Linked DNA regions of Homo sapiens: region 2 is linked to region 1. Evidence: chromatin contacts called from ENCODE POLR2A ChIA-PET data. All regions are on one chromosome and are shown on one strand. Each heading gives the region's core, a stretch centred on a gene start or an enhancer-like site at or near the end of the contact. The rest is flanking DNA. Distances are from core to core; before and after follow the strand shown.

Region 1 (4,465 bases), core at 341-2,840:
GCTGGCCTGACTCATCGCACTGTTCTCCTGGTTCTGCCCCTTGCTCTCTAAGTCTCAGTTTCCTCTTCTGTAAATTGGGTACAATATCTCAGGATGGCTGAGAGTTTAACTGAGTTTTTTTTTTTTTTTTTTGACGGAGTCTCACTCTGTTGTCCAGGCTGGAGTGCAGTGGCATGATCTCGGCTCACTGCAACCTCCACCTCCCCGGTTCCAGAGCTTCTCCCGCCTCAGCCTCCTGAGTAGCTGGGATTATAGGCATGCACCACCATGCCTGGCTAATTTTGTATTTTTAGTAGAGACAGGGTTTCTCCATGTTGGTCAGGCTGGTCTCGAACTCCCGACCTCAGGTGATCTGCCCGCCTTGGCCTCCTAAAGTGCTGGGATTACAGGCATGAGCCAGAGCACCTGTCCGTAAGTGAGTTTCTATAGGTGAAAGTGCTGTATCGATTTGAAACTGTTACGCCAATGGGCATTACTCTCCTGCTAAAAACCCATGAGAAGATGGGCGGTTTGTCTCCCTCTGAACTTGCTGCCTGGCAGGGAGACTATGTCTTAATCATGCTGCCATATTAAAAACATTAATAACGAAGATCATTTCTCTCTCCTTTCGGCCCTCTTTCCCTCTGCCCCCATTTCTGTCTTGGTGATCATGCAAATTGATTTTCATTTCTTTTTCTCTCTCCTAGCCTCACTGTCAGGAGAGGTTCGTCAAAGCTGTTTCTCCTTGAATGTCTGTTATTTGCCATTGCCTTCACACGAGTCAGTGGAAGGTCCTGCTTTAAGCCTGTGAAGGTGTTGGAGAGCTAGACAGCCTTTGTCTTCTGACCCACAGAGACTGATGTGAATTTAAAGGCAGATATTTTTGGCTTTGTTTATTTATCTTTTTGAGACGAAGTTTCGCTCTTGTTGCCCAGGCTGGAGTGCAGTGGCACGATCTCGGCTCACTGTAACCTCTGCCTCCCAGGTTCAAGTGATTCTCCTGCCTCAACCTCCCAAGTAGCTGGGATTATAGGCATGCACCACCACACCCACCTAATTTTTTGTATTTTTAGTAGAGACGAGGTTTGACCATGTTGGCCAGGCTGGTCTCAAACTCCTGACCTCAGGTGATCCACCCACCTTGGCCTCCCAAAGTGCTAGGATTATAGGCATGAGCCACCACGCCTGGCCTTTGGTCTTGTTTTGTTTTTCTTCCGGGGAAGGGCATCATTTGGGAAGACAAAGAGGTCCAGAGAGTGGGCTCAGCTCAGGGCTGGAGAGGGCAGCTGGGAACCACCTTCTGCTGGCTCCCTGCAACCCTGGCTCAGCTCTGCCCCTGGACACTGAACCTCTCTTCATGCCCAGAACTGCCGACCGTATTCCCAGGCTCACAGGAAAGTTAATATCTGTTCTGTGGTTTGTTGAAAAGTCCAAATCTGACTGTGTGATTCAAGCCAGTAGCGTCAAACTTTGGCCGGGGAGGGTTGGTTTTTGGGGGAAGCTTGGAGAAGTGAGAAGCTAAATATTGTGACATGAGAAGTTTTTCTGTTGATTTTAATGCACTTTGCATAGTTTTCCAAGGCTCTTGGCGCTGGGCGGTGGCCTGATTCATTGTGTAACATGAGGCTGCCATGGATGAGGCTCAATAATACTTGGGTGTGTGGTTTGTCGTCTGGGAACCTGGGTGTGCACGCTCTGTATTTTCTTGCCAACCAGAAATCTTGAGCAAATGACCAGCTCATCAACATAACATTTCTTCCTGACCCTTGATGTGCCAGTGAGTTCTTGAAAATTACTACCATGTGACAGCTTTTTGGTGGTCTCTGTGTGGAGGAGACAGAAAGGAATCAATTGTATAAAAATTGGCACCACACTTGGCATTTTGGCAGGCCCTCTCAGAAAAGTGGCTGTTGTCGTATAAAATGATCTGCTTTGTCAAGGGTGGGTGGGAAGGAACGCTGAGCTTCTAGCTCATATTGGGTTGTTGAAAGTCAACCTCCTGGAAAACATTGTTGAAATCAGGAAGCCAAGTATATTATGGGTATGGGAAGATTGAGATGGAAGTTCCTAAGATCTAGGTGAAATCCAAGAAGCTGGTGGCAGGGAGCAAAATCTTTTTTTTTTTTTTTTTTTTTTTATAGAAAAGCTCTTTGTTTTGAAATAATTGTAGATTCATAGGAAGTTGCAAAAAATATACAAGGATATTCCATGTTTCCTTTACTTCCGTCACATCTTGCATAACTGTAGTATGAGAGGAAGTCATTAAATGAAGCCAAGTGCTTTTGAGGTAGCTAATTGACACTTCTGACAATGCAATCATGATCCTATTATGGAGATAACAGCAGCAAAAAAAAGTTTTTTGAGCCCCTGCTATTTGTCAATATACCGAGCATTGGGAAGGTAAACAGATCAGTCCCGGTTCCTCCCTTTGGAGGGGGTTACAGAACGAGCAGGGGGACTGACATTAAATAAATCATTATGCAGCTAATTCGTTAATTACTGTTGTGATAAGTGCTATAAAATGGAAATATAGTCAAAAGAAAAAAATAATTTCATGAAAAGAGACCTTAAAAATTTCCATGAAGTTTAATCATCTTAAAATTTTCTAAACATTCTATAGGAGTGGTAACTTTGAAGTTTGCTCCTACTATCAACTTTATAATCGTGTCCTTTTTGGGAATAATTTTTCCAAATTTTCTTCTTTTTCTTTTTTAGAACTGTGAAGCCAACTATGCAGCGATGACTGTACCCACAGATGTAAGTTTATGAGGATATTATTAATATACGTCGAAAATTTGGCTGCAGAAAGAAAATTAGACTTCAGAAATCTGTTCTGCAATATCACCAGCAATTAAAACATGCTCCTGCCAAGGGGCACGATTCTTGAACATTGGCTGTGTTTGATGAGACGCTAACATCTTTTCAATAGCAAAGCTTCCTGCCTTTAGTTCCAGAGGGTAGATTTGCAAACCACATTGAGAGGTCAAATGCATAAGGTTCACTCATGTAGTTCAGCAATGCAATCTAATTTGGAATCCTTAGGGTTTAAGTGAAGAGAGGAACAATTAGATTTATGTTCCCTGTTGAACTCAAGATGTGGTATCCAGGCAACTCAAGCTGAACGCACCCAAGATAGCGACCCTACCCACCTCCTTGGTAAACTCTGCACAGGTGGTGGAAATAATACCTGGATAAATATCACTGGTCACTTAGGAAATTTTCTTTATATCAACATTTGCTGTGGGAGGTTCTCACGTCTCCTGGCTTTTGCCAAGCAAACAGTGTACTTCAGACAAGAAGCAGGAAACAGAGGTTTGTCAGAAGGTGCTGGGAGTCCTTGGCCTTATCAGTGATGTCAGCCAGGTTATTCGACTGATCGCCAGCTCCAGTTTGTGTGAGATGCTGTCTTGAATTAGAATACCTGTCCAAGAAGCACATAATATTTAAAAGCGCTGACTTTATGTTTGTTTAAAGGGGAGCATCTTTGTAATGTTTCATTCCTCATTGATGTTTGGTGTCAATGAGTCTTTCAAAATGCGCTTAGTATAGAAGCAAGAGCTGCACTTCCATTGCCTTATTCTAAATAAAATGGGGAAAGAAAGCCCCGCAAAAATCCAAAGAGCCTCAAACGTAGCTTTTCCTCCCCTTGTAGGGAAATCACAGGATCAGTTCATGTTAATCTTGATGTTAATCCTTTTGTTGAATTTCACTTTTACAATTATTTTTTATTTTTTATTTTTTTTGAGACAGTCTTGCTCTGTCGCCCAGGCTGGAGTTCAGTGGCTCAATCTTGGCTCACTGCAACCTCCACCTCCTGGGCTCAGGTGATTGTCCTGCCTCAGCCTCCCGAATAGCTGGAATTACAGGCATGCGCCAGCACACCCGGCTAATTTTTGTATTTTTAGTAGAGACAGGGTTTTACCATGTTGGCCAGGCTGGTCTCGAACTCCTGACCTCAGGTGATCCACCTGCCTGAGCCTCCCAAAGTGCTGGGATTCCAGGCGTGAGTCACAGTACCTGGCCAACTTTTGCTATAATTTTTAAATAATAATTTTTGGTATTTTTTTCAGAATGTTGGAGCTGAGATCGGGAGAATTTGTTATTTTCAGTGAATGCCAGTGAGCAGGTGGGTGTCCTGTTAGACACTGGAAGCCTGATGTCCCCTAGGCAGGCAGATGCTGCGCTAACTCTTGGAGGCAGGCCCCAGTCACTTCTGTATTCCCCAGGGCCTGGCACATAAGCTGTCATCAGTGGATGCTGGCTGCGTTGCTGTTGAAAACTTGCAGCTGGACGATGTTGGACTTTGGAGAAGATATCTGATTTTGAATCCTGGTTCTGCCACTCACTCATCTGAGTCCTTGGGCAAACCAATTAACCTCTCTGAGCCTTGTTTTTGTTTTTGTTTTTCACATGTAAAATGAAAAATAATAGGACCCACCACATAGAGCTGGAAAAATTAAATGAGATGATATTTAGTGCTTTCTAT
Region 2 (4,960 bases), core at 1,608-4,107, 160 kb before region 1:
CACCTGTACTCCCAGGTACTTGGGAGGCTGAGGCAGGAGGATCACTTGAACCCGGGAGTTGGAGGTTGCAGTGAGCTGAGATCATGTCACTGCACTCCATCCTGGGCAACAGAGTAAGACTCTGTCTCAGAAAACAACAAAAACAATATAAAACAAACAAAAAACACATTGTATGAGATAATCCATTTAAAATATGCTGCATTGAAACCATGCTTCATTTCTCTATGGAAAAGTTCACATATAGGCTAACTTGGGGATCTATTAATAATAACCATATGACTTATACTTTAAGCATAATCTAATTTACACTTAGATTTAATGTATCATCTCCCTTAGTTCTTACACCAAGAGAGTTACTACTCTCTAGACTCATCAGTGAAGCTGGACCTGCCAAGCACTGGAGACCACAGGACTTTGTAGTCAGTCCTAGATATGATCCTGGCTTTAGCTCTGAGATCTTGGGCAAGTTAATTAACCTCTCCAAACCTTTATTTCTTCGTTCGAAATATGACAAATATGACATTGATTCCTACCTTAAAGGATACAGTGGTTTCAATGTGTCCCCTAAAGTCATGTGTTAGAAACATAATCCCCAAGGCAACAGTGTTGCAAAGTGGAACCTTTAAGATCATGAGTGAAGACTCTGCCCTCATAAATGGATTAATACCTTTATCAGGGGAGTGGATTCCTGATAGAAGGATGAGTTTAGTTTGCACCTTGTGAGCATTCTCTTGCCCTTCTGCCTTCTGCCATGGTAGAACACACAAGCAGGCCCTTGCCAGATGCTAGTGCCATGCTTTTGGACTTCCCAGCCTCCAGAATTGTGAGAAATAAACTTACTTTTTTTTTTTTTTTTTTTTTGAGACAAGTGACAGAGTCTCTGTTGCTTAGGCTGGAGTGAAGTGGCATGATCATAGCTCACTGCAGCCATAAACTCCTGGGCACAAGTGATACTCCCACCTCAACTTACCAAGTAGGTAGAACTAAAGGTGAGCATGATCACACTTGGTCAATTTTTATTTTTTGTAGAGATAGGGTTTCTCTATGTTGCCCAGGCTGGCATTGAACTCCTGGCCTTAAGTGATGCTCCCACTTTGGCTTCCCAAAGTTATAGGATTATTGGCATGAGCTACTGTGCACAGGCAAATTTACTTTCTTTATAAATTACCTAGTTTGTGATATTCCATTATAGTAACACAAAATGAACTAAGGCAAAGGACTATAGTCAGAATTACCTAAAACCATGTTGGGAAAGCATTAAGCAGGACATATGGTCTAATTTGCCATAGGTTCTCAATTCATGATTTTTTTCTCCTTTTGATTCCAAGCCCAATTGTTTTTTTTCCTACAGCATAGGGTGAACCCCCAACATCGGAGGCAGGTCTCAGTTAATTTAGAAAGTTTATTTTGCCAAGGTTGAGGATGGGCAACCATGACACAGCCTCAGGAGGTTCTGAGAACTTCTGCCCAAGGTGGTCAGGGCACAGCTTGGTTTTATACATTTTAGGGAGACATGAGACATCAATCAATATGTGTAAGATGTACATTGGGCCAATCCAGAAAGGTGGGACAGCTCCAGGTGAAGGCAGGACAGCTGGAAGCCTGGAGGGGACTTCCAGGTCATAGGTAGGTAAGAGAAAAATGGTTGCATTCTTTTGAGTTTCTGATGAGCCTCTCCAAATGAGGCAATCAGATATGCATTTATCTCAGTGAGCAGAGTGGTGACTTTGAATAGAATGGAAGGCAAGTTTGCCCTAAGCAGTTCCCAGCTTAACTCTTCCCTTTAGCTTAGTGATTTTGGGGCCCCAAGATTTATTTTCCTTTCACAATACTATAAAACATGTTAATGCACTTCTATTAGTTAGGTTCCTTTTGATTGCAAGCAACAACTACCCAATTCAATATAGCTTATGAAAAAGAAAATATATTTTAAGGATACAAGGGTATCTTGGAGCATCTCTGAGAATTCAAGATTTCAGGAATGATCTGAGGACAGGGAAGGGAGTTTCTCTTTGGGCCACTTCTTTTCTTTTCTTTTTTTTTTTTTTTTTCCCCAAGACAGGGTCTCGCTTTGTCATCCAGGCTGGAGTGTACTGATACAAACACGGCTCACTGTAAACACCTCCCAGGCTCAAGCAATCCTCCTGCCCCAGCTCCCCAAGTAGCTGGGACTACAGGCATGTACTGCCACACCTGGCTAATTTTTGTATTATTCTGTAGAGACAGGGTATCACCATGTTACCCAGGCTGTTCTCAAACTCATGAGCGCAAGCCATCCACCTGCCTTGATCTCCCAAAGTGCTGGGATTGTGCTGGCAGGAGCCACCACACCTGGCTTAAATGCTCCTCTTGATGGTTGGCCTCTTTCTCTGGCAATGGCTGGCTCCCTCTGCTCCTCAGGCACAGGGGGTGAGATGCACAGTAACAACTCTGATCCAATCCAGCTGGTTCTTTTTAGAGGAAAAACCTATAGCTGGAGCAGTCAACAGAGGCAAGGTCACCTTGTGGCAGCTGCAGCTGCAAACATGGGAAGGAAGCAGGGGGCAGGGGAGGGCAGGAGATCATATTTTGGAAGAGGGTGCTGGGCAGACCATCCAATAAGGGCTAATGGCAGCCCTTCTCTAAGAATGAGAAATGTCATTCTGACCAGCAGTTGACAGTTAAGGGTCATCCAAATGAGCTACATGCTTATCCTAAAAGGATTGGCTAGAGACAAAAGAGGAAGTGGGTTACACACTTATCCAAAAAGGATTGGTTAGAGACAAAAGAGGAAGAAGAAATAAAAGGGACTGGCTCATTTCTTCTGAACTTCCTGTCTGTAACTTTGTCAGGCAGAGCCTGAAGTGCTCTGTGGTTCCTGGGCTATTGCCCGGCATTAGCAGGACTGGAGTTTGGCTGCAGAGGGAGGCGAGAGTACAAAAGATACTCGGGAAGCTGATTGAAAGCCATTAAATTGTTTTTAGAGCCAGGAAAGGAGACATTAAAATGTCTTAGGAGCTGTAGCCTGAGATGAATACCATAAGAGCATGTTGGATTTAATCAGTGACATACAAATAGGCTAAAGGAAGTTTTTGTTGTTGTTTTAGGCTTTTTTTTGAGACAGGGTCTTGTCCTGTCACTCAGGCTGAAGTGCAGTGGCGCAATCATGGCTCACTGCAGCCTTGACCTCCCAGGTTGAAGTGATCCTCCCAACCTCAGCCTCTGAGTAGCTGGGACTACAGGTGTGCACCTCGTCTGCCTGATCTTTTTGAATTTTTGTAGAGAGGGGTCTCGCTATGTTGTCCAGGCTGGTCTCAAACTTCTGGGCTCAAGCAACCCGCCTGCCTTGGCCTCCCAAAATGCTGGGATTATAGGCATGAGCCACTCCATCTGGCCTCAAGATGTTAAATGCAGTCTAGGTGGGATTCAGACTTCCCCCTACCCCAAGTGGATGAAAAAGTGGGTGCAGGCTGTGAGAGTTAAACTGACACTTTGAGGTGCTGCCATTGTAAATCAGAGAGTTAAGAAAAACAAATAGCTACATACTGTGATGAACCAGAAATAACCAGGTCATCCTGTGCAGTTCAGTTCCCCCAAATAAAAGAAACTTGAGCATTCCCATACTTTACTGATTCCCTAAGGAAAAACGGCATTATCTCTTATGACTGCAGTGCTTACCTATGTCAGGGGATATGATGTGACATTTGTGGGTTTGATAATCAAGTGACAACATTTCTAATTTCACACAGTGAGCAGCCTATCATAAACTTGGTAACCTTGGCAAATTTGTAGTTATTTCCCTTTGGTTTTTTTCCATCTTTCAATGGATTCGTTTTCTTTTTAAGTAGAGACAGGGTCTGGCTGTGTCACCCAGAATGCTGCAGTGCAGTGGCACGACCATAGCTCACTGCAGCCTTGAACTCCTGGGTTCAACTGATCCTTCCACCTTAGCCTACCAAGTAGCTAGGACTACAGGTGTGTGCCACCATGTCTGGCTAAGTTTTGTTTGATTTGTTTGCAGACATGGAGGCCTGCTGTGTTGCCCAGGCTGGTTTCAAACACCTGACCTCAGGTGATCCTCCTGCCTCAGCCTCCCAAAGTGCTGGGATCAGAGACTTGAGCCACTGTGGCCAGCCGGAATGTAAATTCCACTGAATTTTTTTGTGTGATTAGCCTTCTTGCCGAAGCCTTGACACTCTTGCAAGCCTTTGCGAGTACATTTCTTCTATTTCAGAAGACTCCTTGCTCTCCAAGACTTTTTTCTACAAGGTGTAACCAGAAGCCAGGAGGCCTGTTGCAAAACCAATCCCATTTGAAAGCAGAGAATGTGAACTCACCTATTGTCATAATGATTATAAAAGAGGCTTTGGCTCACTCCTGTAATCCCAGCACTTTGCAAGGCCAAGGCAGGCAGATCACCTGAGGTCAGGAGTTCAAGACCAGCCTGGCCTACATGGCGAAACCCCATCTCCACTAAAAATACAAAAATTAGCCAGGCATGGTGGTGCACGCCTGTAATCCCAGCCACTCTACTCAGGAGGCTGAGGCAGGAGAATTGCTTGAACCTGGGAGGTGGAGGCTGCAGTGAGCCAAGACGGCACCACTGCACTCCAGCCAGGCGACCGAGCAAGACTCTGTCTGAAAAAAAAAAAAAAATTATGAAAGAGGGTGGGTGCGGTGGCTCATGTCTGGAATCCCAGCGTTTTGAGAGGCAAAGGAGCGAGGATCACTTTAGTTCAGGAGTGCTAGACCAACCTGGGAAACATAGTGAGACCCTGTCTCTACCAAAAATTAAATTATTTGGGCATGATGGCACATGCCTGTAGTCCCAGCTACTTAGGAGGCTGAGGTGGGAGGATCACTTGAGGTTTTAGTCATGGAAGTCTCTTGCCCTGGAGGTCGAGGCTGCAGTAACCCATGATCGTGCCACTGCACTCTAGCCTGGGCAACAAAGCAAGACACTGTCTCAAATTAAAAAAAA

Evidence for each region. ChIA-PET counts read pairs that join two places held with the same protein, here RNA polymerase II (POLR2A).
Region 2: POLR2A ChIA-PET joins it to region 1 with 18 read pairs in BJ. The contact joins two enhancer-like sites. POLR2A ChIA-PET finds 5 or more read pairs at or near these places in 2 of 52 experiments (BJ and endothelial cell of umbilical vein).

Annotation. Positions count from the first base shown.
Region 1 is chr21:35,986,401-35,990,865 of GRCh38, reverse strand. It overlaps LOC101928269 (a long non-coding RNA gene), which reads left to right. Exons shown (of 6, transcript NR_110418.1): 2 at 2,695-2,736. Among named protein-coding and RNA genes, the nearest start is that of LINC01436, 17 kb to the left of the region's middle. Within about 2 kb of position 1,590, at least 4 of the 41 ENCODE cell types and tissues checked have a DNase peak (open chromatin) inside an H3K27ac peak, as active enhancers do.
Region 2 is chr21:36,148,213-36,153,172 of GRCh38, reverse strand. All of the region lies in intron 1 of CBR3-AS1 (CBR3 antisense RNA 1), which reads left to right. Among named protein-coding and RNA genes, the nearest start is that of CBR3-AS1, 5.6 kb to the left of the region's middle. Within about 2 kb of position 2,857, at least 21 of the 41 ENCODE cell types and tissues checked have a DNase peak (open chromatin) inside an H3K27ac peak, as active enhancers do.